2 separate regions of the Mus musculus genome follow, and region 1 is linked to region 2. A link is a loop called in an ENCODE intact Hi-C map of the cell type or tissue named here. Cell type or tissue: gastrocnemius. All regions are shown on one strand. Each heading gives the region's core, and the rest is flanking DNA. Links, peaks and the distances in the headings are about the cores only.

The links. Peaks named below come from ENCODE experiments on the same cell type or tissue, not always from the same donor. Only the 100,000 strongest peaks of a DNase experiment are listed, where the experiment ranks them.
Region 1: a loop joins it to region 2, with 4 times the contacts of the local background. A loop is called at or near these places in 2 of 42 quality-filtered maps.

Annotation. Positions count from the first base shown.
Region 1 is chr13:60,483,385-60,499,125 of GRCm38, forward strand. It overlaps A530001N23Rik (a long non-coding RNA gene), which reads right to left. Exons shown (of 6, transcript XR_873556.3): 2 at 5,106-5,183; 3 at 3,816-4,721; 4 at 3,199-3,338; 5 at 1,983-2,155; 6 at 537-1,624. Among named protein-coding and RNA genes, the nearest start is that of A530001N23Rik, 18 kb to the right of the region's middle. In gastrocnemius, for the core only: no CTCF peak of the experiment used is centred there; a DNase peak (open chromatin) is centred at 5,395; H3K4me3 peaks cover 630 bases; H3K27ac peaks cover 1,483 bases.
Region 2 is chr13:60,676,438-60,692,178 of GRCm38, forward strand. All of the region lies in intron 2 of Dapk1 (death associated protein kinase 1), which reads left to right. It overlaps Gm35540 (a long non-coding RNA gene), which reads left to right and starts at 9,529. Exons shown (of 2, transcript XR_382548.1): 1 at 9,529-10,101; 2 at 11,291-11,839. In gastrocnemius, for the core only: a CTCF peak has its summit at 6,926; DNase peaks (open chromatin) are centred at 7,720, 8,941 and 10,758; H3K4me3 peaks cover 1,808 bases; H3K27ac peaks cover 4,243 bases.

The DNA.
Region 1 (15,741 bases), core at 5,056-13,055, 190 kb before region 2:
GCTGTTCTTCAGAAGAGCTGACTCCCCAGCACCCATATCTGAAGGCACACACATCTGTAACTCCAGCTTCGAAGGAGCTGCACACACACACACATAAATAAATAAATACATACATAAATGGTTATTAAATTAATAAAATTTATTTTAAAATATACAACTCAGTATTAACATTCTCTAAGTCATCAAAATAATTTATAATAGTTAAATGCCTCTTAAATATACATGATATCATCTGAAGCTAAAAGTAATATGCACTCTACCAGTTTTTTAAGTCTATTTGGAATATTAAACATGATAGAAGTAGAAAAAAAAATCTCTTATGAAGTCCTTTATGAAAGGAAATTGTGACAGGTTCCTGATTGGACAGAATCCATTCCATCTCTAAGGGGGAATACGCAGTGTAACTGTGGCTTCATAGAATGACCTGGGTAGTGTTCTTTCTGTTTCTATTTTGTGGAATAGTATGAAGAGTATTGGTATTAGGTCTTCTTTGAAGATCAGATAGAACTCTGCACTAAACCCATCTGGTCCTGGGCTTTTTTTTTTTTGGTTGGAAGACTTAATGACTGTTTCTATTATGAAATAATTTTAAAAGACTAAAGGAGATGTAAAATTTTTGTAGCATTATAACAGTCCTGTGGCATTCTTAACACCAGAGAAAAAGAAAAACCTCAAAAATGACCCAAGACTTCCAGTCTAAGAGCTGGCAGTGGTCAGAGCTAATTGGGTGGAGAGGTGAGTTTGTGTAGTGTCAGGGGCCACATGTACTCTCCTGGCAACCAAGGGGCAAATGAAAACAGGGATGCAGATGAAGAGGAATCTAGGACTTGGGTGCTTCTGAACTCCCCAAGTACAGATGCACAGGACCATGGCTACACCAAGCACTCTGAGAAGATCCCAAGCAAGGGACAGATGTGAGAGGACAGTTGTCCCTCTTTTTACAAGGAGTTAGTTGTGAGACCTGGGGGGATAAAACTGGAGGCTGCACCCAAGCTTTTCCTGTCCTGAGCCCTGCAAGCCAGTTCTGGGCAGCTTAGAACACCTCACATGGTGTGAATGTGAATCATGCAGGTGTGAGACACAATGACATGGTTTAGGAAGGCGGTTGGGTTGGTATGGTACCTGACGTGAAAGCATGAGAGTCTGAGTTCAGATTGCGGCACCAATGTCAGGGCCAGGCACAAGTCTGCGGCACAGTGCTGGTGTGGAACCACACGGGTAGGACAGGAAGGGTCCTGAAGCTCAGTGGCCAGCCAAACTTCGCAAACAGACGAGCTCCAGATTCCCTGAGACACCTTGTCTCAGAAAGTAAGGTGGGAATCATGGAGGGAGGCACCTCACATCTACCCCTGGCCTCCACCCTTATGCATCCACACATGTGCACACAAGTATCAAACCACACACACATGACTTCCCAGGGTGGCAAAAACCTGTGTGTTTGCAGCACAGATAGCTATGCCTTTCACACCATGCTTGGCTGAATCTGTGAATGCAGAACTCATGGAGAGGGAGCCAGCTGTCAGAGCAGGTATGATGGCTGCAGCAGGAGCAGCCAAGGCCGTGCAGACTGCCGAGGAGGGCAAGGTCTGCTCAGGGCATGGCTGGTCTGCAGGGCATGTTTGGCCTGTTGAGGGCATGTCTGGTCTGCTCAGGGCATGGCTGACTATTGCCAGCCTTTTAGCTTTAAGCCACTTGTCTTCGCTCAGGTTCTCATCTTTGGGCCGACCTTTTATTCTCTGCTCACTCCATAACCCCTTTTAGATTTCTCACAGCTACCTGTTGTCTGCATCCCACTCAGAATGCCTTCTTCCTTACCCCCTCTGTCCCTGAGCCCAAACTGGAGCAGGCCCTGTCCATTCCTTCTAATCTGGGTAGTCCTAATGGAGTAGCTTGTGAGCAGACACAGGGCTAGTGCTGTTTCTAGTAACAGACACCTACCCTTCCCGGTAGAGGGAAGGGGAAACTTGCACAGATTTACTTACATGCTGCTTCTGGGTGAATGGGGTGCTCAGGAATACTCTTCTGTCCGCTGCATTCAAAGTAGTCATTTGCTCAGAGTGGCTTGTTTTAAGTGGCACGTATTGCTGCTGTGTGGCATCAATGCCGTTTAATTGTGTGCTGCATTGTGACTGAAGAGGTATTGTGCAGGGTGATGCTATGAGGAAATCATGGAAACCCTTAGATGTGTGGGTTAGGGGAGATCCTCCGGCCCCCCAGAGTTATGCTCTCTGGAAGTAGTTCCTGAGTAAAGGACTGTAACTTGAGTTTAGCCCCAGCCCAGCCCTCTCTGCTTCTGGTCTGGTCACTTGATGGTTGTAGCCAGAGTGCCCACCCACCATGAGGTGAATCGGCCCAAGGAAAGTCACAAATCCCTGTCCTCCAAACTACTCGGTAAGTGTACGTTTTCTCCTTCAACCTTAGCAGCCTCATGCGTTCCACGGCAATGACAACACGCTAACTAACACTCTTCTGTGTGCTGTGGAAGGTATCCTGTCTGCAGCCTTGGCCAGCCCAGAGAAAACAGAACTGAGAAGGGTCTGGTGACCTGTTCCCAGCAGCATCAGCAGCCTGTCCTCTCAGAACAGGGGTGTAGTCCTCTCAGAACAGGGGTGTAGGCAGACACTATGCTGCTTCTCTGTGCTTTGGATCCTGGGGGGTGGGTGGAGGGGTCTCAGTTTTGGGTTTTTTGTTTTTTTTTTTTTAACAAGAGAAGCTCTGAGTTCCGTTCTAGAAAGTCACCAGCTTGGCTGTCATTCTTGGGTTGTGTGTTTGGCCAATAACTTAGGCTACACTTGGCCAGCACAGCTCAACCTTTCCTGGAATCTTGTCTTTATCTAGAAGCCAGCAGGACTCCTGGCAGGCATGCAGTATGCATTGGACAAGGCAGATGAAATTGCCTAAGTTTGTCAACAATCCAAGGCTTGCATGGTTGGGGACAGAGGGAGCTGCTGGCTCAGCAGGATGGGTGAACAAGAGTAGGGAAACCTTCCTCACTGCAAGCCTGAGCCCCAGGAGGGCTGAGATGAACTAGACCTGACAAGCACTCAGGTCATGTCTGGACTTGCACAGATGGAATTTTAAGCACATAAAACACTGGAGCGCTGGTGCCAGGAAGCTAGCTTTCATAGCAGAGTTCCATGGGTCCCGCAGCAAAAACAGGAACCCATGAGCCCCGTGCCTCAGCAAAACAATGCCTACCTGTTTCGGCAGCCAGGAAGATGAGGCTCCTTAGAAAACAGCTATGGGGAATGCCAGGGCGGGAGGGCAGGAGTGGGTGGGTGGGGGAGCACCCTAATAGAGGTGGGGAGGGTAGAATAGGGGGTTTCCGAAGGGGAGACCTGGAAAGGGGAAAACATTTGAAATGTAAATAAAGTAAATATCCAATCCACGCCCCCCCCCAAAAAAAAACAGCTATGGAAGCTTTGTGCTGGACAGGAGCATGAAAATAGGAACAGGGACTGACAGGCTGTGTGTGTGTGTGTGTGTGTGTGTGTGTGTGTGTGTGTGTGTGTGTGTACAGGAACCTATACCTATGTGGATACTATAAAGAACACCGGTGTCTTCCTCAGTCATCCTTTCCTATATGCATATAGTATATATTTTTAATTATGTGAAGAAAGGGACAGCCGTATGTGCACACAAGTGCAATGCCTAAAGAGTCCAGAAGAGGACACCAGCGTCCCCTGGAGCTGGAGTTACAGGAGGTTGTGGGCTGACATTTGGTGCTGAGAACTGAAGCAGGATCAACGCTCTTAAATGCTGAGTCCTGGACCTTACTTTCTTAGGCAGAGTTTCTCACTGAACCTGTAACTCACCAGTTTAGCTTTCTGGTTAGCCATTGAGCCCGGGGAAGCCCAGCCTTGCTGGTCCTGCCAGGTCTTGCCAGGTCCTGGTTTGTGCTCTGCCAAATTTTAACTGCGTACAAGAGAGGATTTTTCACTATATTTGTTATACTTGCAAAAACATGAATGCTTTGGGGGATCCCTCTGTCTTCCCTGCTGCTAGCTCTTACCTTCCTGTGGTGGAGACTAGAGATTTCTCTGCGCATTCCTCAGCATTGGCTACAGAAGGGAAGGGAAGAGGCCGAGGGTAACAGGGACCATTGAAGAACCATTTCAGTTAATACTTACGTGATGCTTTGAAAATGTTTCAGAAAGAGTCTAAAAGGCTGCTTGAAGAATCCCAAGTCAATGATCATGCCAGTGTGTGTGATGGTTCATGTTGGTTGTGTCCTGAACAGAATCTACAACCGACAGAGAGCCGGGCCTGTGATCGTGCCTGTCGGGGATAACCTTGACTACATTAACTGAGATAGAAAGACTTGCCCACTGTGGGCAGCGTTATTCCCTGGCTGGGACCCTGGACTGTTCATCCCTCTCTACCTCCTGATTGTAGAGATGATGTTACCGGCTGCTTCAAAATCTGCCTGAGTTTCTCTCGTAATAGACCAGCACAAACCTGTCGGAACTGCTTAACAGGGACAGCAAAGGAAACTGAAACACAGGCCAGTGAGAAGACTCTTCATGTGCTCCGTCTCAGCACAATAGAACCTTCCAGAAGGCCGCTGTGCCAACTGGCTAGCATCCGGAAGGTGCTTCACGTGTAGTCTTCTGTGTCAGGGATGGTTTGACAAGGGAGTACCACTCACCTTGATGTCCTGTCGTGAAGAAGTGGCTCCGTGTGGGGAGGCTGTCAATTGTACCTGGCCTAGGCCACAGACCCTACAATATGACAAAGAGTGAATTACAACTAGTTTATAAAAGAAACCAGACTGGAAAACTCTCCCCACCCAGGCTGCCAGATAGCAGAGCACATGCTAAAACTAGAGTGCACTGTGCTAACGAGCCACAAGCTGGGGATGCTGGGATATAAAAGTCCCAAGCATTTCTATAGTGCTTGTCTTGGAACTGCTGATGTTTCTCCCTGCTTTGGCCCGCTTCCCTCTTTGGACAGAATCTACTAGCAACAGAGAGCTAGGCTCTCTCCTCCCCTTAGTAAGCTTCTGCTTCTACCACTATTCATGTGTTTCTGTCCAGGTCTTTGTCCCTGGGAACACAGGAACCCTGAATCACAGTGAGTTCCCAGGGACTCGGGTTCCCACTCACACAGACAGCGGTGCAGCCAGGCTCCTTCTTCCCTCAGCCAGACGCCACTGACTCTCTTCCTCTTCGCATTAGGAGTTACTATTTTGAAGAAAATCAAACTTATGCTTGTTGGCCAAGTGCCCAGCCTACGCTAACCTTGAATCCATAGGTTGACCCTACTTTAACCCTGGTTAAGTTGCTTCAACTCTGTCTTCCCCTCCAAATATGGTTGCTAAGGTCTGCTCTGTGGACTCAATCCAAGCAGTAAATACAGCGCTGGCTCCTCTCCCCCACGCAGATGGGAGAGGACGCATGGGTTGCTCTGTCAGACCAATGACTCTTAAATTAACCACTCGACAACTGCTGCCCTACTTTAAGTGGAACGCTGCCATCCACCCACACCGTCAACCCTCTGAGGGCAAGCTCAAACCATAGCAAAAGCTCATGAACCAAGAAACGGTGCCTAGTTCCTTTCCCAAAGCTAAGAAAAGGAAAAGAAAAGAAAGAAAGGAAGAAATTACAGGCTTTCTTCCCCCTCCCGCACTTCACAGACTGCACAATGCAGCTCCTCTCCCTCCCTGCTCTTCCAGCTGGGCCCCTGCCTCTGCCCAGGTCTTTGTTTGAGATGTTTCTCATTTTCCCCAAATTGTACCATGTGATACAGTGGGAGAGCAAGAGTGCGGTCCTTTACATCATATTAAATGCCCAGAACAATCTAGAAGACTTAAATTACATGAAAAAGGGATGACCCCAAAAATGCCTAGCCCTGCTTCTACGGAAGGATTTAGGTAGGGACTTCCCTCCAGGGTCTGTCTCATCCTGCAGCACACTGCAGACCAAGGGAGGCTGCGTACAGACTGTGCAGACACCCGGGGGACGGGGGACGGGGCCTCCGGGCACTGGAGGATTTGGTTATACAGAAGCGATTTGTCAGCACCCAAAGCCATCTTTCAGTATCTACCACAAGAGATTCCCCCTAAAGCTATTACACCATTGCCTGGTTATAGATACTAACTTTCTTCCTGGTATTTGGGTAGCCCACATCCCTGAGGGGAGGCGTAGCACCTCACCAACTTCGCATCCTTTATCCCTGCACAGGGCCTGGTGCACTGTGAGCATGCCAACACACTGCACCTTCTCACAATGTTCGCCTGAGGGTGGAGGGGCTGAGCATGGCTGACAGAGAGGATCTCCCACCAGGGAGACTGGGCTTCCTCCTGCCTTAATACTGCATCTTGGTTCTCAACTTCAACTGCTTTGTGTTCCCAAGATGGAATCCTGTTTGAGCACCACCCATCAGTGAGCCCCAGGAACTGCCTGTCCCCATCTTCCAGGCACTCTTTCCACTGCTCCAGATATTTTCAAATGGGTTCTGAGAATTGAACTCAACCTGCTCTCCAAACATTTCCAAATTCCTTCTGTAAACCAGTTTCGAAAGGCTTCTTCATTGTGGCTATCGAAGGCATAAATGTCTCCACACCCGTTTCCTGTGTCAGGTGTGGCTCGTAGCTGGAGCTATAGACATTGTCAGCTACCATATGGGAACTGGTCATGGAAACCCAGGTCCTCCACAAGAACAGTGACTGTTTGTAGTCACTGAACCCTCTCTCCAGTCCTCACATATACAGCATTCTTCAGGGCAAGAGACAATGACCTTGGAGGTAGCTAGAGGTCAGTACACACACTGGGCTTTCTTGGGTTCAACCATCACCCTGGTTTTACCTTCCAAATAGATGACTCCTAGAGACTTCCCGTATCACCACCTGAAGCTTTGCGTAGCCCTCATGGCTGAGATGGGGGCAACACCCCAGTAAGACCAGAAGGTAGAAGCGAACTGCTCATGAGTGTTACGGTCTGATGGGAATGGTGTGGTTTGGACCAGTTAACACCTTCCCTCCTATTTTGTTTCTGCCTTCTAATCAGGAGTTGTCTACGTGAAGCCACGTCTGCCACTATAAGCCAAAAACATGTAACTCATCTTATTTCATGAGTTCGTAACTAGAAAAAAAAATTTTTTTTTTTTTTTTGCCATAGGAATGAATTGTGCCTAGAGTCGCACCCACATCTGATTTAGGTGAAATGCAGAATTTCAAACTTTAAAGTTTCCAAATGGTCAGGCGTTGACACGGGAATTAACTAGGACTTTTGAAAATTGTTGGAATAGATGGAGTGTCTTTGGCTTTCAAGCACATGAATTCGGTGGTGAGGAGGATGGAATATCAGAGACTAAATAAATATCCCCTACTCCTTGTAATTTGTGTGTCAGAGACTCAGCTCCCAATAGGATGGCATAGGAAGGGGTATATTTAAAGGAACCCGAAATCCCCCATTATGGCATATGTGTTTCAATGAAAATTATTCTCATTTGTCTCTGTGACCAGTGCTTAACTGAGCAACTAAATGGGAGAGAGGAATTGGCTCAATGTTTAAAAGACTATCACTCCACTGTGGCAGCAAAGCTCTGGCAGGTAGGCTGTCTCCATCCCTGGCAGCAGGGGCTTGTGCTGCGGCTAATTGCATTCTGGTAGCTCGATCGGGAAGCAGAGAGTGAGAAGGCCGTATCTTTAAGGCCTGACCCCAGTAACCTACTCCTGCCACTGGACCATAATCCCTAAGACTCTACAGCTAAAACCCACCAGCCGGCAATGGAGGGTTCAGACACATGCGCCTGTGGGAGTCTTCATGAGAAGAAGGAATAAGGCAAGGGCACTTCCTTCAGCATGCAAGGACACGATGGAAAGGGGGCCACATGTAAGCAGCATAGAAGCTCCCACTGCCGAGCTAGATCCTTAAGCAGCTTGATTGTGAACGAAGACTAATAAATATCTGTTACTATTCCACTTATTTTATGGTGTTCATTCGTTATGCTCACCTGGGATGAACACAGCTATAGACAGTAACACACAGAAAAATCTCTATCGGAGTGGCTGTAAACCGCCTAAGCAATGTTCTTCCCATTTCAATGGGTTCTACATCTCCCTGAACAGCTTCCTGACTCCTAGCCCAGTGATGTGTGTCTGTGTGCATGCTATAACCCATGCATTGATTGTGAGATTCAAACTAGCAAAACTTCAAGAGGCAACTCTATTTATATTTTCAAAATGGATTTAAAAAAAAATAGGTTAAGGCTTAAGAGCACTTTCTCTTTTGGGGAATTGGAGGGGAAAAAATCTATCTTTACTTTGAAAAGTCCAATACAAAGAAAGTTGCATAGGGGGAGTCAGGGCATCTGCTCCTGTTGAATGACGCATCAGTAAGCTCTCAGTGTCAGTTTGTTTAAATAACTAAGAACTAACTGAAAAGAAAATGAATATTCTGGATTTAGTGGGGTTTGTGAAAAGTTGGGAACAAAGTTGAGTCAGCCCACAGCCACTTCTTGGTCTCCATCGATCTGCTGATCCACAAAGTTGCTGGACAGTCACGTGTGTCTTTCTCATTTCCTCAAGGCAGAAGTCACAGTGTGACAGGTCAAACCACTTTCCCTGTGCACGGCCAGGGAAAGAGACGCATATCCATTTTCTTCAAGAATTTCTAAGAAAGTTCAAAATTGTTGTAGCAAATGCCTGTCCTTCTCCCAGTTTCCACAGGAAAAGTCACCAGCGCTAAATCGACGAGACTTGTGTCACTTCGAGTTTCAAGCTCCAGGACTCTTACCTAACAATGTATGACACCTGTCAGCTCACCAGACAAACAGTCCGAGTGACGGACGGCACAGACGTGGCAGGGGAGAGCCTGTGCAGGAGGGAGGAGGATGTGTGCAGGGAGGAAAGAGAACTCTGTGCTTCGTAAGCAAGCGGGCTATGTGAGAGAGACAACCACAGAAGTATCTAGAACTGTCTCACACCCATTAAATACTCAACTTCCTTTAAAATGCTCAGTGAGGATTGTCGGGATGGCCAAGTCCTGATGCTTTGCAAGAGCAACGAATGCTCTTAACCATCGAGCCATCTCTTCAGCCTCTACGACTGTCATGATCTATTGATGGATTGTTCCTTTTGAAAACATGTATTGGCTTTTCTTATCTCCTCTGACTAATTTTAGCCTAAAGTTTCCGATGTCTGTTCAAGCAGTGCCTTGTTTTTAAGCTTCTGCTTTTTTTGATACATTGACTCTGTCCTTTCTGTCTGTGAATGTCGTTTGACAAAGGTGAGGTGTGCTTCCTGGAGACATCAAATAGATGGATGTGTCTTATAATTCTGTCACTTAGTCTGTGCCTTTAATTCGAGAGTTGGGACAACTTACATCTAGGGTTATTTAGGGAGATTTGTGGATCCCTAAAATGTTGTTGGTAGTTTTTACAGTTGGGAGTTGTTCCTTCCTTCCTTTTGTTCATAATAACGATTTGCTGACGTGCTGTGTGAGACATGGTGGGCTCTTTTCTAATACTGTATTTCTCATCTCTCTCATATGCTTTCTTTTTTAAATGATTTCTTTATTTTTTTGTATTTGAGTATACTAGAGCTGTCTTCAGACACTCCAGAAGAGGGCATTGGATCCCATTACAGAGGGTTGTGAGCCACCATGTGGTTGCTGGGAATTGAACTCAGGACCTCAAGAAGAGCAGTTAGTACTCTTAACCACAGAGCCATCTCTCCAGCCCCTCTGGTACGCTTTCCTGACTGAATTACCATGGCTTCTGGTACCTGCTCCCATTTCTGCACACACTGCCCTTCACTACCTCATCTGCTTCTTACAAGCTCCAGTTTTTAAAATGTTTCGTCCAATTGCCACAATATTTCAATTAGAAAGAAGTACCCATCCTTGTCTCCCACCCCGTCATAGCCTAAACTCGGGCACCTCCATCTCCACTGGGTCTCAGAAGCCTTCTAATCCAAATGTGTTCTTAACTCCTGCAATTCAAATGCAAACAGTGAATAACCAATAAATATCGAGTCCAAGACAAGCTGGCAAAGGCTCTGGAGGTTCCGTTCCCTCTAACTTTATGAAGGAGGTGACTCTAACTCAGGGGCCTTGTTTTCTCCACACGCTCAGCCTATTTTCTTTGTAAAGAAAAAATAAGTAAAATGAATGGAATTAAACAGCAATGATTTTGTCATTGTTCAATTCCCTAATCTTTTTAAATTTTTATTTTAATAACAATAGAAAGGGTTAGAACTTACACTTTACTTGAATTCAAAACACACAAACCAGTACTTCCCAGAGCGAAGAATACCTTCAGTTATCTCTTGTCTTAATGCTTAGAACATTTTGTTAGCAATGCCTCCCATTCTCTCCAGACCAAGTAAGGAGCCAGCCTCCAGGGGGATGGGGGTTTCACTGTTAGCTCCAATGCTTGCCTCTACCCGCTCCATCGCTCTGTCCCCACAGCTATTCCTGCTGCTCAATAAACAGCAGCAGAAAAACAAGCTCCCCTTTTGTCGACTTCTACAAAAATCAATAAGAAAGCAATCTGAACGAGGTATGATTTTAATCAGTCCTGCCTCAGGCATTAGTGTGCTGGTAACACCGGGGTCAGAGAGACAGAATCTGCTCAGGACACACTCGCCTTGAGCTTGTGCTCTTGGGACACACAATTAAACAGCTAGGAGAACCAAAATAAGGTCAAGGGTGTGTCCTCCACAGGGAGGCATGGACCTGTAAACTCAGCAGTGTGTGAGACGGGTTGGGCTCAGAGCTTGCTCAGTCTGGGCAAGAGGTACCCAAAGCATAAGTTAACTCACTGTGTCAAGTGTTTGAAATTTACCCAGATGTGGAAGAGTAGGGAAAGCCAGGCTTGGCCCTGGTGACACAGACAATTGACCTTTGAGTCACTTTGGATAAACCAGGTGCACAAAAGTAGCTTTTTTCTCTCTTTTTTTTTATTACGTATTTTCTTCAATTACATTTCCAATGCTATCCCAAAAGTCCCCCACCCCCCCCCACTCCCCTACCCACCCATTCCCATTTTTTGGCCCTGGCATTCCCCTGTACTGGGGCATATAACGTTTGCCTGACCAATGGGCCTCTCTTTCCAGTGATGGCCGACTAGGTCATCTTTTGATACATATGCAGCTAGAGTCAAGAGCTCTGGGGTACTGGTTAGTTCATAATGTTGTTCCTCCGATAGGGTTGCAGATCTCTTTAGCTCCTTGGATACTTTCTCTAGCTCCTCCATTGGGGGTCCTGTGATCCATCCAATAGTTGACTGTGAGCATCCACTTCTGTGTTTGCTAGGCCCCGGCCTAGTCTCACAAGGGACAGCTATATCACGGTCCTTGCAACAAAGGCTTGCTAGTGTATACAATGGTGTCATCGCTTGGAGGCTAATTATGGGATGGATCCCTGGATATGGCAGTCTCTAGATGGACCATCCTTTTGTCTCAGCTCCAAACTTTGTCTCTGTAACTCCTTCCATGGGTGATTGTTTCCAATTCTAAGAATGAGCAAAGTGTCCACACTTTGGTCTTCGTTCTTCTTCAGTTTCATGTTTTACATACACCCTTCTCAATAGTCACAAATAATATAAAATATCTTGGCCGTGACTCTAACTAAGAAAGTGAAAGATCTGTATGATAAAAACTTCAAGTCCCTGAAGAAAAAAATTAAAGAAGATCTCAGAAGATGGAAAGATTTCCCATGCTCATGGATTGGCAGGATCAACATTGTAAAAATGGCTATCTTGCCAAAAGCAATCTACAGATTCAATGCAATCCCCATCAAAATTCCAACTCAATTCTTCAACGAATTAGAAAGAGCAATCTGCAAATTCATCTGGAATAACAAAAAACCTAGGATAGCAAAAGCTCTTCTCAAGGATAAAAGAACCTCTGGTGGAATCACCATGCCTGACCTAAAGCTTTACTACAGAGAAATTGTGATAAAAACTGCATGGTACTGGTATAGTGACAGACAAATAGACCAATGGAATAGAATTGAAGACCCAGAAATGAACCCACACACCTATGGTCACTTGATCTTCGACAAGGGAGCTAAAACCATCCAGTGGAAAAAAGACAGCATTTTCAACAAATGGTGGTGGCACAACTGGTTGTTATCATGTAGAAGAATATGAATCGACCTATCCCTCTCTCCTTGTACTAAGGTCAAATCTAAGTGGATCAAGGAACTTCACATAAAACCAGAGACACTGAAACTTATAGAGGAGAAAGTGGGGAAAAGTCTCGAAGATATGGGCACAGGGAAAAAATTCCTGAATAGAACAGCAATGGCTTGTGCTTTAAGATCTAGGATTGACAAATGGGACCTCATGAAACTGCAAAGCTTCTGCAAGGCAAAAGACACCGTCAATAAAACAAAAAGACCACCAACAGATTGGGAAAGGATCTTTACCTATCTTAAATCAGATAGGGGACTAATATCCAATATAAAGAACTCAAGAGGGTGGACTCCAGAAAATCAAATAGCCCCCTTAAAAGACGGGGCTCAGAGCTGAACAAAGAATTCTCACCCGAGGAATACCGAAAGGCTGAGAAACACCTGAAAAAATGTTCAACATCCTTAATCATCAGAGAAATGCAAATCAAAACAACCCTGAGATTCCATCTCACACCAGTCAGAATGGCTAAGATCAAAAATTCAGGTGACAGCAGATGCTGGCGAGGATGTGGAGAAAGAGGAACACTCCTCCATTGTTGGTGGGATTGCAAGCTTGTACAACCACTCTGGAAATCAGTCTGGCGGTTCCTCAGAAAATTGAACATAGTACTACCGGAGGATCCCGCAATACCTCTCCTGGGCATATATCCAGAAGATGTCCCAACCGGTAAGAAGGACACATGCTCCACTATGTTCATAGCAGCCTTATTTATAATAGCCAGAAGCTGGAAAGAACCCAGATGTCCCTCAACAGAGGAATGGATACAAAAAATGTGGTACATTTACACAATGGAGTACTACTCAGCTATTAAAAAGAATGAATTTACGAAATTCCTAGGCAAATGGCTGGACCTGGAGGGCATCATCCTGAGTGAGGTAACCCAATCACAAAAGAACTCAAATGAAATGTACTCACTGATAAGTGGATATTAACCCAGACACTTAGTATAGCGAGATATAAGGTACAATATGTAAAACATATGAAACTGAAGAAGAACGAAGACCAAAGTGTGGACACTTTGCTCATTCTTAGAATTGGAAACAATCACCCATGGAAGGAGTTACAGAGACAAAGTTTGGAGCTGAGACAAAAGGATGGTCCATCTAGAGACTGCCATATCCAGGGATCCATCCCATAATTAGCCTCCAAGCGATGACACCATTGTATACACTAGCAAGCCTTTGTTGCAAGGACCGTGATATAGCTGTCCCTTGTGAGACTAGGCCGGGGCCTAGCAAACACAGAAGTGGATGCTCACAGTCAACTATTGGATGGATCACAGGACCCCCAATGGAGGAGCTAGAGAAAGTATCCAAGGAGCTAAAGAGATCTGCAACCCTATCGGAGGAACAACATTATGAACTAACCAGTACCCCAGAGCTCTTGACTCTAGCTGCATATGTATCAAAAGATGACCTAGTCGGCCATCACTGGAAAGAGAGGCCCATTGGTCAGGCAAACGTTATATGCCCCAGTACAGGGGAATGCCAGGGCCAAAAAATGGGAATGGGTGGGTAGGGGAGTGGAGGGGGGAACTTTTGGGATAGCATTGGAAATGTAATTGAAGAAAATACGTAATAAAAAAAAAAAAGAAAAAGAAAGTAGCTGGTTTCCAAAGCAAGGTTGTCACAAGGGACTGGGCTGGTTCATAGTTCACTTTGCCAGCTCTTGCCAGGCCCTCAGCACTTGAGGAGGGGCACAGGTAGAAACATCAGAGCATCTCCCACCTGGGTGTATTCCTGCAATGCAGTCGTCTGTTCTTTCATTTATTTACTTACTTATTCTATTTATTTAGTGGGGTGTTTAGGACAACTTTTGGGAGCTGGTTCTTTCCGTCCGCTGCGGGATTTGGGGGTCCTATTCAAGAGTCATCAAGCGCTGTCACAAGCTCACTCATCTGCTGAACCATCTTGTAGCCTCCTCATCTGTTCTTAATCTTAGGCAAAGGGTACAAAGTAACAAATCATCCACAGGAAGAAAGCCAGCTTGCACAGTCCAACGGGGTACAGAAAGTCACCCGCAAGTGACAGAAAGGACTGCGGTGGGCCAGATCGGTGGCACAGATCGCTCTTCACATTCTAGAATGTTCCTCGTGTGTTTTATGAGCACCTCCCCCAGAGAAAGAGCCTCCGTAACCGAGCTCTGGTGTTTTCAGAAATTTTACATTTTCACTTCACCCATTGCTCTCCGGGGATGTGGGCAAGGACAGATGTAGTTAATAAACAACGTGCCCGAGAGAGAGCCAGTGCTGGATAAAGTATAACTCTGGTGACCTACAAACAGCACACACTGGCCCGAGGTGGCCCTAATGAAAGCAGGGAGAGTAAAAGGAGGTCATGACCCCAGATTTGTCTGGCATCCAGGCCACGGAGTGCATTCCTCAGAGACAAGCCCAGCCGAGCGGTCTGCATTCTACCCCGGGCCCCATAAATGCAGAGAGGAAGATCCGAAGTCAGATGTGAACAATGGGCCTGCCTTGAGTCGTTAGCCTCCGCTGGGAAATGACTGGAAAAGATTTCAGAATGAAGAAGCTCACTCTGGAAGGGACACGGAGAGCTTCGGTTTGAGCCGGGGGTGTTCTATGAAGGAGGGAATCGCAAGTCCATCTCCGGAACAGAAATCACATGATCCTCGAGAGGGGACTATGAGGAAAACTGCAGCCAGTGAGATGGGACAGGAGCATGCAGCGGGAACCTGGAGGCAGGAGCTGATGCAGAGACTGTGGAGGAGTTCTGCTTACTGGCTTACTCTCCATGACTTGCTCAGCCTGCTTTTTGGATACAGCCCAGGCCCACCCTCCCAGCCCTTCTGCATCTGATAGCAAATAGAAAAGCTACCTCATGAACTAATCTGATTGTGGTAATTCCTGAACTGATGTCTCTGCCTAGGTGACTGACTCCACTTTGTATCTAGCTGACAAAACTAACCACCAGCACAGCATGTAACACAGTATCTGACTTTGAAGATCAGAAGGGTTGGGTCAGGAAGCCATAATAGATCCACCTGAATATCAAGCTGGGCAGCTCTTGGCCATACTCCCTGAGGACTCTTCATCCTATTACAGAGATTCTTGCTCAGTTGTGTTCACTGCTGCTCTGCTCATAATAGAAGTTGGAAATGCCCATCAAATGGCTATGAAAATATGGTAATTTACACAATAAAATATTATTCAGCTAGTAAGAAAAATCAAATTATGAAATTTTCAAGTAAATGGAGAGAGCTAGAAAAATCATCCTGAGTGGAGTAACCCAAACCTGGAAAGACAATGTATGTCTTCTCTTAAATGTAGATGTTAGCTTTTAAGCTGTTGATGTGTGATATGTGTGTTTCGATCAAGTAAACACAGAGGTTGGGTAGCTAATAGTGGGCTGCGGAGGGAGAGAGGAGGATCTTCCAAGATAGGAGAAATAGATTATGTTGTTATGAAGAGATAAAGGCAAAACTAGAATGGGAAGATTAACATGGAAGGAAATGGGAGGAAAGGGTCGAGGAGGAGATATGGGGAGGATCAATGTCTTAGTTAGGGTTCCATTGCTGTGAAGAGACACCATGACCGTAGCAACTCTTCTAAAGGACAACATTTAATTGGGGCTGGCTTCT
Region 2 (15,741 bases), core at 3,604-11,603:
AGCAAGAGGAAAATGGCAGTTTAAGAAAAATGATGCATGGGGTTGGGAGATGGCTCAGTCAGTGAAGGACCTGAATTATATCACTAGAACCTACATCAAATACCTGGGTATGGCAATGTGTGCTTGTTAGCTCAGCAGTGGGGAGGCAGAGACAGCTAACCCTAACCCTAACCCTAACCCTAACCCTAACCCTAACCCTAACCCTAACCCTAACCTTAACCCTAACCCTAACCCTAACCCTGCGACTTGGTGACCAGCCAGCTTAGCCTACTTGGTGAGTTCTAGGCCATGGAGAGACCCATGTGTGGCAGTTTGAATAAGAATAGCTCCCATAGACTCAGATAGATATGGCCCTGTTGAAGGAAGTGTGACACTGGGGGTAGGCTTTGAGGTTTCAAAAGCCCATGCCAACCCAGTCTCTCTTCCTTGCTCTTGGCCTGTGGGTCAGGGTGTCGTTCTCCGCTATTGCTCCTGCACCCTGAGTGCTGCAGTGTTCCCAACATGCTCCCCACCCACTGTCACGATAATGAACTAAACTTCTGAAACTGCGAGCAAGCCCACAGTTACACATTTTCCTTTGTAAGAGTTGCTTCGGCCCTGCGGTGGTGGCGCACGCCTTTAATCCCAGCACTTGGGAGGCAGAGTCAGAGGCAGAGGCAGAGGCAGGTGGATTTCTGAGTTCGAGGCCAGCCTGGTCTACAGAGCAAGTTCCAGGACATCCAGGGCTACACAGAAACCCTATCTCAAAAAACCAACCAACCAAACAAAACAAAACAAACAAAAAAAGAATTGCTTCGGTCACAGCGCATCTTCACAGCAGTAGAACAAAGACCAAGAAACCATGTTTCAAAAGGAAAAAGAAAATAGTGGATGGTAACTGAAGTTATTCTGTAGCCTGCACACATACGTGCACACACAGAGGCATGCACACTTGCATACGTGTTCACCCACATAAATATGAACAAGCATATACACACAAGAAGTGTGACACGGGGAGAGAGGACACGCTTTCCTGTGCTGTAAAACCTGTGTGTAGAGATAATCCCACCTTTGATTCTCACGACTGCTCCAGGGGTCAGAATACTTGCTTCCTCTTCCTTGACCACCTCAGAAACTTGCTCACACCTGCTTCCACACTGAAGCTGGACACCTATGGATTGCCTTGTAGACTGCTGTGTGTGAACCGTTGTCCTCTCTTTTAGAGCCTTACGCTAGCGTGCAGGAACCAGTGTTGATCTCAACAGGAGTTCATGGAGAAGGTTGTATGGAGACTTGGCCCAGGCCTCCAGGCATACAAATGCTTCTTGCAGTGTGCCTGATATGAGTTGACTTCTATAGGAAAGGTGGCAGAATATATTTATAAAGGAAACCGTCTTAGTGCCATACAGGGCTTGAAAAAGTTAACTCTCTGTCCCCTCCCAGCCCCCCGACACCACATTGGTTTTCTGTTTTGTCATAGTCACTCTTCTGCTTTCATGCCATGCATATAACACATACTTTCATGCAGGCCCTCACCTCCTCCCTACCTCACACATTTAGACTTTACACGTGAGAGAGAGCATAAAATGTTTGACTTTCTGAGCCTGTCTTATTTTGCTTAGCATGATCTCTAGTTTCATTTTCCTGCCCGTGACCCAATTTTCCATTTTTTTAAAAAATATAGCTGAATACAACTCCTCTGTATGTATGCACCCCATTTCTTTCTCCGTTTACCTGTTGATGAGTGTCGAGGCTGGTACTGTGATTTGGCTGCTGTGATGATTGCAGTTGAGAATGTGGCTGCGCGAGTGTCTCTGTGGTATAATGTGGCATGATGACTTATGCATTCCTTGAGAGATGTCCCCAGGACTGACATAGAAGCTTTTTAAAAAAAATTATGCGGTGTTGCTGTGTGTGTGTTTGTGAGTCTGTTTGTGTATATGTGCATGTGTGTGCATGCATGCCTGTGTGCCATGTCAACGTGTGGAGGTCGGAGGAGAACTGGCAGGAATCATCCCGACTTCCGTCCTGTGCATACGGTGGATCAAGCTCAGGTTGCAGGTTTTGCACCAAGTGCCCTTCTCTGCTGCGGCCTCTTGCTGGAATAGTCGTTTTTTAAGGAGCCTCCATCCTGATTTTCAATGTAGCCTCCCAGGCGTACACTCCCACCAGCAATGAATCAGGGTTCCTTTTTGCCCACATCTTCATTAGCATTTGTGGCCACTTGTTTTTGGTGATAGCCGTTCTGACTGGGATGAGATGGAATCTTAATGTCGTTTTCATTTGACAGCCAGGGAAGGGTGTTGAACACATGCTCAAGTCTTTCTCGGACACTGGTATTTATACTTTCGGGAGCGGTCTGTTTAGCTCATTTGCCCATTTGTTGATTGTTTGATCTGTTTTATATTTTAGTTTTTAATTTCTGAGTTTGTTATACTCTAGATGATTGTCCCCTGTCATTTTTATAACTGGTGAAGATTCTCTCCCATCCTGTAAACTGTCTCTTCTGTTCCCTTCGTTGATTTTCATACATTTGAAGGAACGTTATCCTGGGTGCACAGCCTGGCCCTCCCAGACCCTCCCAGTTCCCATCTGGTGATTAGGGTGCTGAATTAGCTGTGGTTTACATCCCTCCTACCTCAGAAGGATCTCGTCTACTTCCCATCTATAAATACTGTGCTGTGTCCCAGTTTTATATTATAGCTATAAAATTAGCTTCAGGCTGTGTTGCTGTACACAACAGCCGCTCCTTGTTTGTAGCCACTGAGTGCTTGTACTGGGCTGTGCTGTGAGTGCTAAGTGTGCAACAGAGGGACGGGGGTGGGGGTGGAGAATGCAGGGCATGACGGTGCATGAGGTTGAGGCAGATGGGTCTCTGTGAGCTTAGCTTACCTAAGCACGACATTAATGAGACCCTGTCTAGAAAAATAAATAAATAAAAATAGAAAGAAATCTCATCGTGTCTAAATGTGTGAGTGATGGTATTTTACTGGAATAAAATGTGTTATTGAAGTTAGTCTGGCCTGTATTCTTTTGCTTTACTGAAGCGGGGACTACAGAATTTTAAACTGCACAGACCGTCTGCGCTTGTGGCTTATTGTGTATTTCTGTCAGGCAGCTCTGTCCTGAAGCCATTGCATTTATAGATGTTTGTCTTAAAACTTAAGTGTGTGTGTGTGTGTGTCCCGGTGACGAAGGCGGCATAGCTGTCCTCCATTTTCCTACAATGATATGGAGACAATATGGTTAGGCAAGTTTTCTAAGTAGATAACTGACACTACTGGGGCGTTGTATAGGTCAGTGTAGATACTGGATTAGCTTCACAGTAAGAGGGATGTTTCAGGGGTTTTGTTGTGTGAGATTTAACTGCATGTGTTTAAGGGAGTCAGAACGTGAATAAGTGCGGATTTCAATTCCATTTTATCCAGATGTCACTGACTGTTTTGAGTCAGTGAGATAGTGGCTGCACATCCTATCATCCATCCATCCATCCACCTCTCTATATATCTGTCTATGCATGAATGTATGTATGTATGTATGTAATCTATCTATTCTAGCTGTCTGTCTATCTATCTATCCATCTACTTATCTCTATATATCCATCTATCAGTGCATGCATGCATCCATCCATGTATGCATATTTATATGTGTATATATCTGTGTGCTGTCTATGTATGTATGTATCAATCCATGTATGCATGTATGTTTGTTTGTATTTATGTATCTGCTTGTCTGCTGTCTCTCTCTCTTTCTCTCTCTCTCTCTCTCTCTCTCTCTCTCTCTCTCTCTCTCTCAGACAAGGCCACTCGAGGCCCAGGATGATCTTGAACGCCACACCCTCCTACCTCCACTACTCTGAAGGGCTAAAATGACCACTGAGCTCTGTGTACACACTGCTGTGGTTGGTGTATACTAGGCAAGCACTCTGCACACTGACCTTCATCCCAGCACTGACGTCCAACATTCTAAATATGATTCCAGTGCCCCTGATACATGGCTTTCTGCTGTCTCTGTGCCTGTTTCCTTTTAATAGTCTAAGGCGGTAATGATGGTGATAAAAAATAATAAAAACTAATAATCCTACCCAATTATTGTTCTCTTTAGTGGCTGGGCCTGTCAATCAGACATCAACACTAAGTTGGGTTTGGGATTCCACGGCCCAAGACTGAACTGCCCACTCTGCCAGCACTAGAGTTTACTGAGGTGAAAGCTGAGGTTCCTGCTTCTGTGTTTCGGGTTTTTCATCCATGGTACAGCTGGAAACGTTCTCCTTTACCGGAAGTACAAAGTTTGGGAGTTCTTGTACTGCTCATAGCTCTGCAAGTCACTACATTCAGCACAGTGGCTTAAACGTGAGCTCCTAAGCAAGAAGGCTTCTCTGACACAGCCTGCAGAATTTCCTAACAAGGATGGAAAGAAAGCTAGGCCCTCCTCTGTCTCCTTGGCTTGGTTAAGTCTTGCTTCTGATGCCTGGTTTTCTAACTTGAGATATTCTCAGCAGAACAGTATTTGGATTTTTCCAGTACATAATAAATGTTGTTCCTGAATGATTACCTCACAGCAGGTGGTTACATCACCATTACCTCACAGCAGGTGGTTACATCACCATTACCTCACAGCAGGTGGTTACATCACCATTACCTCACAGCAGGTGGTTACATCACTATTACCTCACAGCAAGTGATTACATCACCATTACCTCACAGCAGGTGGTTACATCACCATTACCTCACAGCAAGTGATTATATCACCATTACCTCACAGGAGGTGGTTACATCACCATTACCTCACAGGAGGTGGTTACATCACCATTACCTCACAGCAGGTGGTTACATCACCATTACCTCACAGCAGGTGGTTACATCACCATTACCTCACAGCAGGTGGTTACATCACCATTACCTCACAGCAGGTGGTTACATCACCATTACCTCACAGCAGGTGGTTACATCACCATTACCTCACAGCAGGTGGTTACATCACCATTACCTCACAGGAGGTGGTTACATCACCATTACCTCACAGCAGGTGATTACATCACCATTACCTCACAGCAGGTGATTACATCACCATTACCTCACAGCAGATGGTTACATCACCATTACCTCACAGCAGGTGGTTACATCACTATTACCTCACAGCAAGTGATTACATCACCATTACCTCACAGCAGGTGGTTACATCACCATTACCTCACAGCAGGTGGTTACATCACCATTACCTCACAGCAAGTGATTACATCACCATTACCTCACAGCAGGTGGTTACATCACCATTACCCCACAGCAAGTGATTACATCACCATTACCTCACAGCAGGTGGTTACATCACCATTACCTCACAGGAGGTGGTTACATCACCATTACCTCACAGGAGGTGATTACATCACCATTACCTCACAGCAGGTGGTTACATCACCATTACCTCACAGCAGGTGGTTACATCACCATTACCTCACAGCAGGTGATTACATCACCATTACCTCACAGCAGGTGATTACATCACCATTACCTCACAGCAGGTGGTTACATCACCATTACCTCACAGCAGGTGGTTACATCACCATTACCTCACAGCAGGTGGTTACATCACCATTACCTCACAGCAGGTGGTTACATCACCATTACCCCACAGCAAGTGATTACATCACCATTACCTCACAGCAGGTGGTTACATCACCATTACCTCACAGCAGGTGGTTACATCACCATTACCTCACAGCAGGTGTTTGAGAAGTGGAGCCTTTTCTCTGCTCTTTGACAGCAGAGTGCAGCAATAGTAAGGAGGTGAGAACAGCCCCAGGTTGCACCCTACTGTTTTCAAGGTCTTTGTGTAGGTGATGCCAGGACCCCTCCCAACCTTTACAAGGGTCACCACCCTGTGCAGGCCTAGGACATTAGGGCCTTTGGTTTCTAGAAGTGTTATAGCTTTTGCATAGGCCTGGGAAGCTGGGACTTCTGGCGACTGCCAATAGCTGGTATTACAGCTTCCCCGTGGGCTTAGGTATTAGGAGTGCTCAGCTGTTGATAGTGACCAGTGTTACAGCTCCTGGGCACAGCGTCTTGTCCCTCAAAACTTAGTTTTTTGAGACTGTCCCAGTAGCCAGACCCTGCAGTTTCTGTCCACCAGATCTTTACAGATGTTTTTCGTTCCCAGCCTCAGCTGTCTGTGTTCTGCTCCTGCTGTAACTGCTTTAATCAGCTGTCAGTCAGGTACCAACTTCACCGCTGAGCAGCTTGGTCTGCCAGCTGCTCACCTGCTGCTCACCTGCTTCCCTGTCGCCTATACCTCTGCCGATGCCTGCCCTTTTCTCTGTTTAATCAGTTTAGCCAACACTACTCGAGTAGGGAAAAAAAAAAGGACTACTCAGGACCAGTCTTTTATTGGACTTGATGCTGCAACACCAGGGGAGGCAGCCCACTCATCACAGAATCTAGGGAAGGTGCTTGGGCCAATCAAAGCACAGCTCGCATGCAAATGAAGGCTTGTTTTTGCACCAATCACAGCCTTGCCTCTAGTTTTTGTCACAGTTCCCTCTACTGGGATATGGGGGAAGTGTTCCCTCTCAGGTCTAGGTGGAAATGGCTGCAGGTTCATCCAGGCCTGTGTTAGCAAAATGTGTGATATAAACTGAAACGGGCTAGGCTGAGCCCGTGTCTTCTGAAGATGAACAATGAGCTGGGATTGTTGTGCAGTTTTCTTAGACACTGCAGAGAGTTCAGAATGGCTTTTGCTGGCAAAAGAGCAGTCTAGCTGGCTATTATTTGATGCACGGTCATTTTGTTTGTGGTCACGAGGGCAGCAAGGGAGATTGCAACAGCTAACAGCTAGGGCCTCAGATTGACTCATTCGTTTGCAGTAAGAACTTAATGATTTATCACGAATACTTAGAATGATTTTGATAGATTTTGACTGAGGTCAGTTCCTTGCTAAGACTCCAGGGGGAGGAGAGCATCCTTCTCTGCCACAGTTTGTCACGGTGACAGGAAGCAGGCTAACAGGCATCTCGTGTATGCCAATCCCTATTAGGTTGTCCGTTGCTACAAAACCCGAGCCATTTCCATTTGGCCTGTGGTGGCTCCTGTATCTGAACACTTAGTTCTCGGTTGATGACGTTGTTCGGGGAGGTTATGAACTTTTAGGAGGTGAACTCTTGCTGGAGGAAGTACATCCCTGGGTGTGGGCTTGAGACTGCATAGCTCCATCTCTCTGCTGGTTTACCCTTCTGCTTCCTGGTTGCTCTGAAGATGTGGTCTCTCAGCTTCCTGCTCTCTGGAACTGTAAGCCAAAACAAACTCTTTGTAAGTTGCTTTTGGTCATGGTGTTTTATCATGGCAACCAAAAAGGAATTCATACAGGGCCTGATCGTGGTCCTTGGAAGCTGCGGTAGATTCTTTACAGGCCCCGCCACAGTTGGTCACCCCAAGTCTCCCAGATGTCCTATGTCCCAGCGTCACTCTAGGAAGGTCACTGGGCTTGCCCAGCCTCCCCATTTTAGAGGTTGTCACAAACTTAATACACACTCATTGCTTTTGTTTTTCTCTACTGTTTAGCTTAAGATGTTTGTGCTTGTGGACACCCAGTTCCTCAGAGTAGGAATATTGTCAAAGCATCCGGTCTCCTGGCTGCGGAATTTACAGTTACCTCAGGGCTCTCACCATTAGCCTCGTGTGTTTAGGGATCAGATCGCTGGGGTGAGGTCGTCCTCCTGGCAGGCTTCCAGAGAGTTCTGCTTGCAAGGAGCCAGTGCCCAGGCTTTCAGGGAGCTCCGGTTTCTCTTTCAGTGATCTTCTTTCACATTTATCAGAGTGGCTCTCACTTCAGTAACTCCAGCAGGGACTCTGAGTGCCAGGCTTGCCTCGTGTGGCCTGAAGTGACCTGCTCAGCTCCTCCCTGCCTCTTACTGTCCGTCCCACCTGACTCACAGACCTGTAGACATCACAGGAAAGGACCTGGCCAGGAGCTCTGGAAAGGATTTGTACTGGCCATGCAGACAGCCAGTCAGCTCCTGCAGACCTGAGCCTGTGACCCCAGTGCCCAGAGCAGGTCAACAGAGCAGAGGCTTTGCATGTGGGTGCCTGAGTCTGCAGAGTTGCATTGACTCAAACATGGCTGACACACGCTGGCCGTGCGGCTAGTGCTGGCAGCCATGCAAGGCTGGGTGTACTTGAGTGTCTTCAAGTTACCCCTGCCTAGACTCTTTCCCACCCTGCACCTGACCTTTTCAGGGCATGATGAAACTAGTAGTTCTCTGTGGCACTCTCTGTCCCAAGCCCAGCTGTAAGAAGAGCACACAGGCAAACTCTTTCTACCTAAAAGAGAGGGAACAATGAAAATTGACGCCTTTGTTAGATCTGCCCACGGTTTCCAGAATAGAGCAGCATACACAGTAGGGGTTCCCATGATTTCTGTAAGCCATCCTCCCTTGTGTGTTGTGTGTGTATCTGTCCGTCTGTCTGTCCGTCCGTCCCTATGCTTGTGTGCCAGAGGAGGATGTCACATGCCCTGTGCCTTAGTCCCCTGAGACAGGATCACTCTCTGCCCTAGTCCCCTGAGGCAGGATCTATGACTGAATCTGGAACTCACTGTTTTTCCAGTAGGCTAGCTGCCCAGAAAGCCTCTATGAACAACTCCCCCACCAACCTGTTCAAACGCTGGGGTTACAGGCACCTGCAGCCACGCTAATGCTGCCTTTTCTGTGAGTGCTGAGAATCTGAGCTCAGGCCCTCGCGCTTGCACAGTGGTCTCACCGCCAAGCCTTTCCACAGCTCTTCCAGCTGCATCTTAGTCTGCTTTCTGAGCCCAGTGCCTGCAGCTAGCTCTGAGCTGCACAGCGGATGTCCGTCCATCCGTCTGTCCGTCCGACAGAGTTTGGTTTGGCTTCCCCTTCCCTCCAGCTGATGCCTCTCCATCTTGAATCTTGGCTCTAGGAAGAAATCTGGCTGTGTTTCCCTCCTTCTATTGGAATAAGGAGCTTCAGCTGAGCTCCTGGCAGGGTTCCACTCTCTCTCTTCATGCAGCTCTCTTCATGCAGACACATGAACCGTGCTCCCTTCTCTCACTTGTCCCCTGAGAGCACCCTGCTGAGTTCAGAGCAGATTATACCTTCTGGCCTAGTTAACTTTGTCCCAGTAGCTGAAAGGAGATAGAGTCACTGTGATCAAATAATAGGAAGAGCTCAAGGGATTAACATGGTGAAGTCAGAATAGTCAAACAGCCCAGATCCTGGTGGCTGGAATGCTACCTTGAAGCAGGAAGCCCCAGTCTCTGTTCATGTGATGTGGTCATGCCCACTGAATGATGGCGGAATGACGGTGACCTGCAGATGCGATTCCCCCCCCCCCCCACCACCTTTTTGCATTTTATCTTATTTTGATTTGAGATCAACTTTTATTTTTTAAAATGTTTTTATTTATTTACATTCCAAATGTTTACCCCCTTCCGCACCCTCCTCCAAGAGTTCTTCACCCCGTCCCTCCTCCCCTTTGCCTCTGAGAGGGTGCTCCCTCACCCCCCCCCCCCCCCCCGCTACACCCCCCATCCCCCTTCCCTGGGGCGTCAAGTCTCTGCAGGATTAGCTCAGATGCACTTTCTTTCTTTACAGGACATTTTTTGTGTTTTCATAAAACTCGACTTGGTGGTCAGTGTGACTCTAATGTGGAATTTCCTGTATTTGGAGAAAATGTTTGGAGTGTTGCTGCTTATTTGGTCCACTGGAGACCCTGTCTGGATTGTGTTAAGTGACATTTTGCCTCGACCTTTTGTTCCTTCTCTTTCGGCTTTAAGGAAAAACAAACAGATGAGCAGATACGGCTCCAGGCCTGCTTTGTGGGGTGAGGTCCTAGGGTTGATGCTATGCACAGCGAGCGAAGGTCCCACCACAGCTTCCCGCTGCGTACGATCCGTACATCCATTCAGTCTTGGAGCATTTAGAAGTTCTCTTGGCTTGAACTGTCTTGGATATCCCTGAAGGTTGTAAATTGCTGAACTGTCAGGACCTTATCTGAGCCAGTATTGTTTACTTAGGCAGTGAGGACCCAGGGCACAGGAGCCTAGCTTGGAGCAAACTAGCAGTGTAAGCTGGACAGACATGGTGGTGCACACCGGTTGTAAACCTGACAGGTATGGTGGTGACCTGACACACCTGTGGTTCGAGGGCTTGAGGGGTGGGGGCAGGTGGATTGGGAGTGCTGGGTCACCCTGGGCTACATAGTGAGGCCTTATTTGGGGGTGGGGGTGGGGAATTGAATGAAACCAAACCAAATAAGAACAAGAAAACCCAGCAGTGTATCCGTCAGCTCCCCCTTTGGCTAATGTGCTGAAAGGCTACCCAGGACCCACACTTCTCTCTGCCACCAGCCACTTAAACTTCATGGTCTGCCGTTACTCTGAGGGCTCAAGATTCATGGTCCACTGTTCCTCTGAGGGCTTAAGAGTCGGTCCGGTTGGACCTTGTGTCACAAGCTTGATGACAACAGGATCACAAGTTCAAGTCCAACCTGCTTTACATAGAAAGACGCTGTACCATGCCAGAAATATAAAAGGGCTCAGGGGTAATGAGCAAGGGCCCAGCTTCAATCCACAGTGACTACCAACGAACTCCCCCTCAAAACCAAAACCAAACCAGTCTGTGCGACAGCTGGCCGGCATCCAGCACGTTTCTGTCTCTATTCACTTCATCCTAGCCTGTTCTCGGATGCCACCAGAAATATCTAGCACAACGGACTGAACACTCAGTCAGCAGAGAACAGCTGCAGACACTGTGCTATGGTGAGAGCCGGTGTCAGCTGGGACACGGCTCTCATGGACTCGTGGATTTACCTCTCGCCAGGGCAGCCCTTTGGCTGGTTGCCCGAAGGAGGCAATGACCTCCTCTCCCAGGCCAGACATAGCCCAGCACCGCTTTCTAGTGCATGGGAGCCCCAGAAGGAGCTACACTAGTCCTGGTATCTCCCATGCCCACCTTTCTGTCCAGCTCTATCCACGGAGAGGCTTGACCACAAGCACATCTTAGCCTCGGATGCATTTCTGAGTTCAGCCCTAAAGCCCGCAGTGGATGTAGTACAGACTCACTTCCAGAAAGCTTATAGTGTCACTGGGAGAAAGGACCCAGCAACTTCCAGAATGCTGGACTTAAATGCTCCAAGTCTAAAAACATAACTTGGAGGGTTTTGTTTTGAGGGATAACAACAGCCTCAAACAGAGGAAGTGCCACATGTTACCTCCTGTTGCCTGGGACAAGGGCCAGGTTCTAACCCTGCACACAGCAGCTATCAGGATGGCTTATCAGTTTCCCCTAAACTTTCTCCAGGCCTTCTTATGAACTCTAGACTTGTTCTACCAGAGGGATCTGGAAACTTCCTTATGTTTCCATGGAAGACGAGGGGCAGGCGATCAGGAGTCCAGGCCCTGTATGGGCTACATGAGAGGTCGTCTCCAGAAACCAGCAATGGAACAGCAGTTCTGAGGAAGATGCCTTGGCCGCCCACCAGCTTCTTTGATTCCACCCCGGAGGCCCAGGATGTTCTGGATGCTCTGCAGTGTGATCCTGTCCTTAGGATGCGGATGCTCTCAGGAACCTACATCTGCCCTACTCCCCTCCACCCACGGTGTTGTTTGCATGCCTCCCCACCCCAGGGCCACTCTGTTTTCCACGTTGCTCCTGACCTTGGCCTTCTTGGGGTTCCCTGGGTAACAGGATGCTGTTTATCCACTTGGGAAGCTGTGTCTCCCTGTGTCATGGCAACCTGAGCTGCTGCTTGCTCCTAAGGAAACCCATGCTTGCTCTCCAGGTCGTTTTCCTGAGTCCCAGAACAGTTCACATAGATTTTCCTGTACAATAAGAATTTTATGACTTTAACGCTTTTCATTTTGCTGATGTGTAGCCTGACTGCTTTTCACTGTAGCTTCTTAATGGGGAGGCAGAGAGTGGCTCCCAGTGTGGACTTTGTCAAGGTATTTGGAGGGAATGGGTACCACCCGGGGCCGGCGTTAATGAGTTCCCACGCAGGCCGCCCACACATTCGTTGCGGGTGTGCTGTAAAATCAAAGGTAAAAGCAGTATTCTCTCCTAGTCACCGTTCTGAATCTGTACCCCCTGTACAGGCCGACAGCATGTTCTTGGGGAGCGGTGGAGAAGTGCGACATTGTTAGACCTGGGTTGGGCACCGTCATGTCTTGTCACAGTGTGCCTTTTCTATGCTTAGTATGTCATCTCTTTTCACATTTCCTTCTCCTTTCCCACTTTACCCTTTTCCCCCCACATTCTTTCCTTCTCCCTTTCCCATTCCTCCACCCCTACCTCTCTACATCACAAGGAAGCTCTTCCTGCCCAGGCACACCCACAGCCCACGAGACACTTTTCTGGTAGTGGAACCTCTCTTACCTTTCGTTCCCGTGAGCAGAGTTGTCCGCATGTGGCTATATTTGAACATTAGAGCTGTTGGTGCTGTTCATTTTCAGTGTTGGGTGAGTGACGTAGATCCTATCATACACAGCCTCCTTGTCTCTCACAGGCAGATGTGCCTTATGTACCTGGAGCTGAACTCTGCTTCGGCAGCCGGCAGTTTCAAATGCACACCACGCATCCGTCGCTCACTATGGTTTTTGTCTTCTTCCTGATCCTAGAATGCTTGCATAGGCACAGTGAGGAATCCCCGGGTGGGACCCCCATAGGAGACATGGAATTCATTTGTTTCACATCCACCCCACACATGTGACCAGAAGATACTTTATGCAACATTGTTAATTTTCAGCATGAAACAAAGTTTTGTAGTGTGGAGTTTGCCATAGGAAGTGCTCAAAGATTTTGGATTGTGGATAGTTTGATGTTTGATTAGGGATGCCCAGCCTGTAGACTGTTTTTTCAATAGTTATACAAAGGCCGGTCACTTTTTGTTGGGGAGCTCCTTGGAGTATCTCCAAATTCTGGTTTTAATTAACTAATGCATTTTCAGAGAGAGAGAGGGGGGAGAGGGAAAGGGAAAGAGAGGGAGGGGGGAGAGAGGGAGAGGCATGACCTTAACTTTGTGTAGTTATCCACAAAGCCTTCAGAGTGCATCTTTCTCTCAGAGATTTTCCCTGGAAAGTCTGTCCCCCAGTGGGGTGTCAGCCTGGTGCGGTACATAGACATTACTGCAGCCACTGAGCTTGGGACTAGGATCGATGTGACATTCCTGCAGCTTTACCCACATGTGATAGATAAGCAATTTATAAAATGTTCCCGAGTGCTGTTTTTCTCATTGGTGGAAGGGATGACAGTCCTAGAGCGTTGTGGCTGTCCCTAAGGGGAGCTATGTCATGGTCCTTGCAGGGTTATGGGGACAATAATGATCAGGGTCGTGGCCAAATGCCATGTAGTAATAAGCTGGACAGGGAACCTTGATGGCAGTTATTTCTTATAAGCTAAGATTTTTCTCTTTTTAATAATATTTGTGGTTTAAAAAATATTGTTTTGTGTCTCTGTGTATATATGTGTATATATTTGTGTGTATACGTGTGTGTGTGTACGTATGTTTGTGTGTGCATGTACACACACAGCATGTGTATGAGTGTGTGCATATGTTTGTATGTATGGGTCAGGCATTGCCTTGAGTAGCTGTTGAACTTTATTATTTGAGGCAGGGTCTCTCCATGAACCTGGAACACACTGACTGGCTAAGCTGGATGGCCAGCAGGATCTGGGGATTTTCCTGTTTCCAGCCTTTAGTGCCAGGATTGGTGGCCACCTTGTTTAACTTTTTGTTTTAACACAGGGGCCAGGGATATGAAACCAGGTCCTCATGCCAGCACAGCGAGCGCTGGGGACCAACCTAGAGTCCTGCACTTGTTAGACAGGCGCTCTGTGGATGAGTCACATCAGCTGCCCTTCATCCCTGGTACTCTTTTAAAGTGTGGATATATCTCAGTACTACGTGTCTGTCCACCGGAGAGTTCATGTCCATTACTTGAATTAACTGAAATCGATCAATGACTGGTTATTGATTGAAATTAGTTAATCGGTTAATCAATTGAGAGGTTTTGTGTTAAATGCATTGGTTGTCCATCTCCAATTCTGTAGTACATTCCATTTTCAGGGAAATTTGTGCCTATTAATTAGTGGCAGGTGCTGGGCTGTCCCAGGAAATGAAGCTCTAGGTTCTTATGAGCCTGTTCACAGCATTTCTGCAAGTGTGCTGCATAAGCCTTTTTAAGTGCATTTCCATTTATAGGTCCTCATCTAATGCGTAGTGTCGCTTTACTGACATGGAACGCACAGTAACAGCTCCTTTCTCCGAGTGATGCTTTAACGGGTATGCCTGTTTTCTCTGTGAGGCCCATTAATCTTCTCAGCTTAATAAACAGCGCAGGAGGACATCTAAAATGGTGAAACGCCACAGAAAGCGGAAAAAAAATACAATGATGCCTCGTTCTCCAACAAACTAGACCAAAACCTGATGCAGAGTAGAGGACAGAGGGGTCAGTGTAAGAGCTCAGCTAAGAAAGAGGGAACCATATGTCACTTTGAAGTCCTCAGCTAGGATGTGCTTCCTAGCAACTCAACATTTTCTCTCTCTCTCTTTCTCTTTCTGTGTGTGTGCACGCCACACACACACACACACACACACACACACATGCTCACATCAAAGTGTTGCAAGGTGGCTGGAGAGATGGCTCAGCAACTGGGAACATTTTTTTTTTTGCTCTTGTAGGAGATCCAGATTTGGTTCCTGGCATACACATGGTGATTCAGAACTGTCTGTTCCAGGGATCTGATGCCTTCTTCTGGTCTCCATGGGTACCTCATGCATGAGGTGCACATGGCAGGCAAACACTCATGCACACAAAGTAAAATAAGTATGCCTTTTGTTAAACAGTGCCACAAGTATTGACGGGAACTTATGAGTAACAGTTAGCAGGAGACTTCACAGGACGGACTCCACACCGCTGTCTCATGAAAACTCAGGATGCCGTGTCCAGACTGTTCCCAAGCACAGAAGCCACACTTCATGCTAAGCTTTTGCTGGGCTAGCAGCAATCGCTAGTGCCCTTCCAGTTCTTGGTTTAATCTCCAAATTGGATCATGTTGTTATGCTGGGACCCTCGAATTAGAAGTATTTTCATAAGTCCCTTTTTACCTTTGATGTTGGTAGTTGGGCTGCTAGGGAAGAATTATCTTCAAAGTCCAAATTTGGGGTAGAAAGCAGGTGCCAGGAGAACCACGGTTGAGAGCTGGTTGCCAAGGAAGTAAAGGACCCTAGCAGCCATCAGCCAGTGACCCATTGGGCATTAAGCCTCTGCTACAGTTGCCTGTGATGAGCTGGGATGTGATGTCTAAATGGGAATGCCCTATAGGCTCGGGCCTTTGACCTCTTCTTTCCCTAATGGCGGAGCTGTCAGGAGGCTTAGGAGGTACAGCCCTTGCTGGAGGAAGTATGTCACCAGGCCAGGGCTCCGATGCTCGTAGATTCATTCTACTTCCAGTTTGCTCTCCCAGCTTTGTGCTCCAGCTGCCATGCCTTACCACCAAGTAGCTTTTGGTGATGGTATCTCATCACAGCAACCATAAGGTAACTAAGGTGGAAAGCTCCTTGTTTCCGGAGTCCATCTTTTAGTGAGGAAATGCTCCGGAGGAGATGACAGTGGGCCAGTGGGTATGGCCCAGAGCACCCAGCTGCCAGCACTGTGTGCAACCTGTGGCCCTCAGCTCTCAGAGCTGCAGTCTGTGGTTTTCTATCATAGCAGCAACATACCATGAGCAGGGACAGTGAGAAAGGGTGGAGC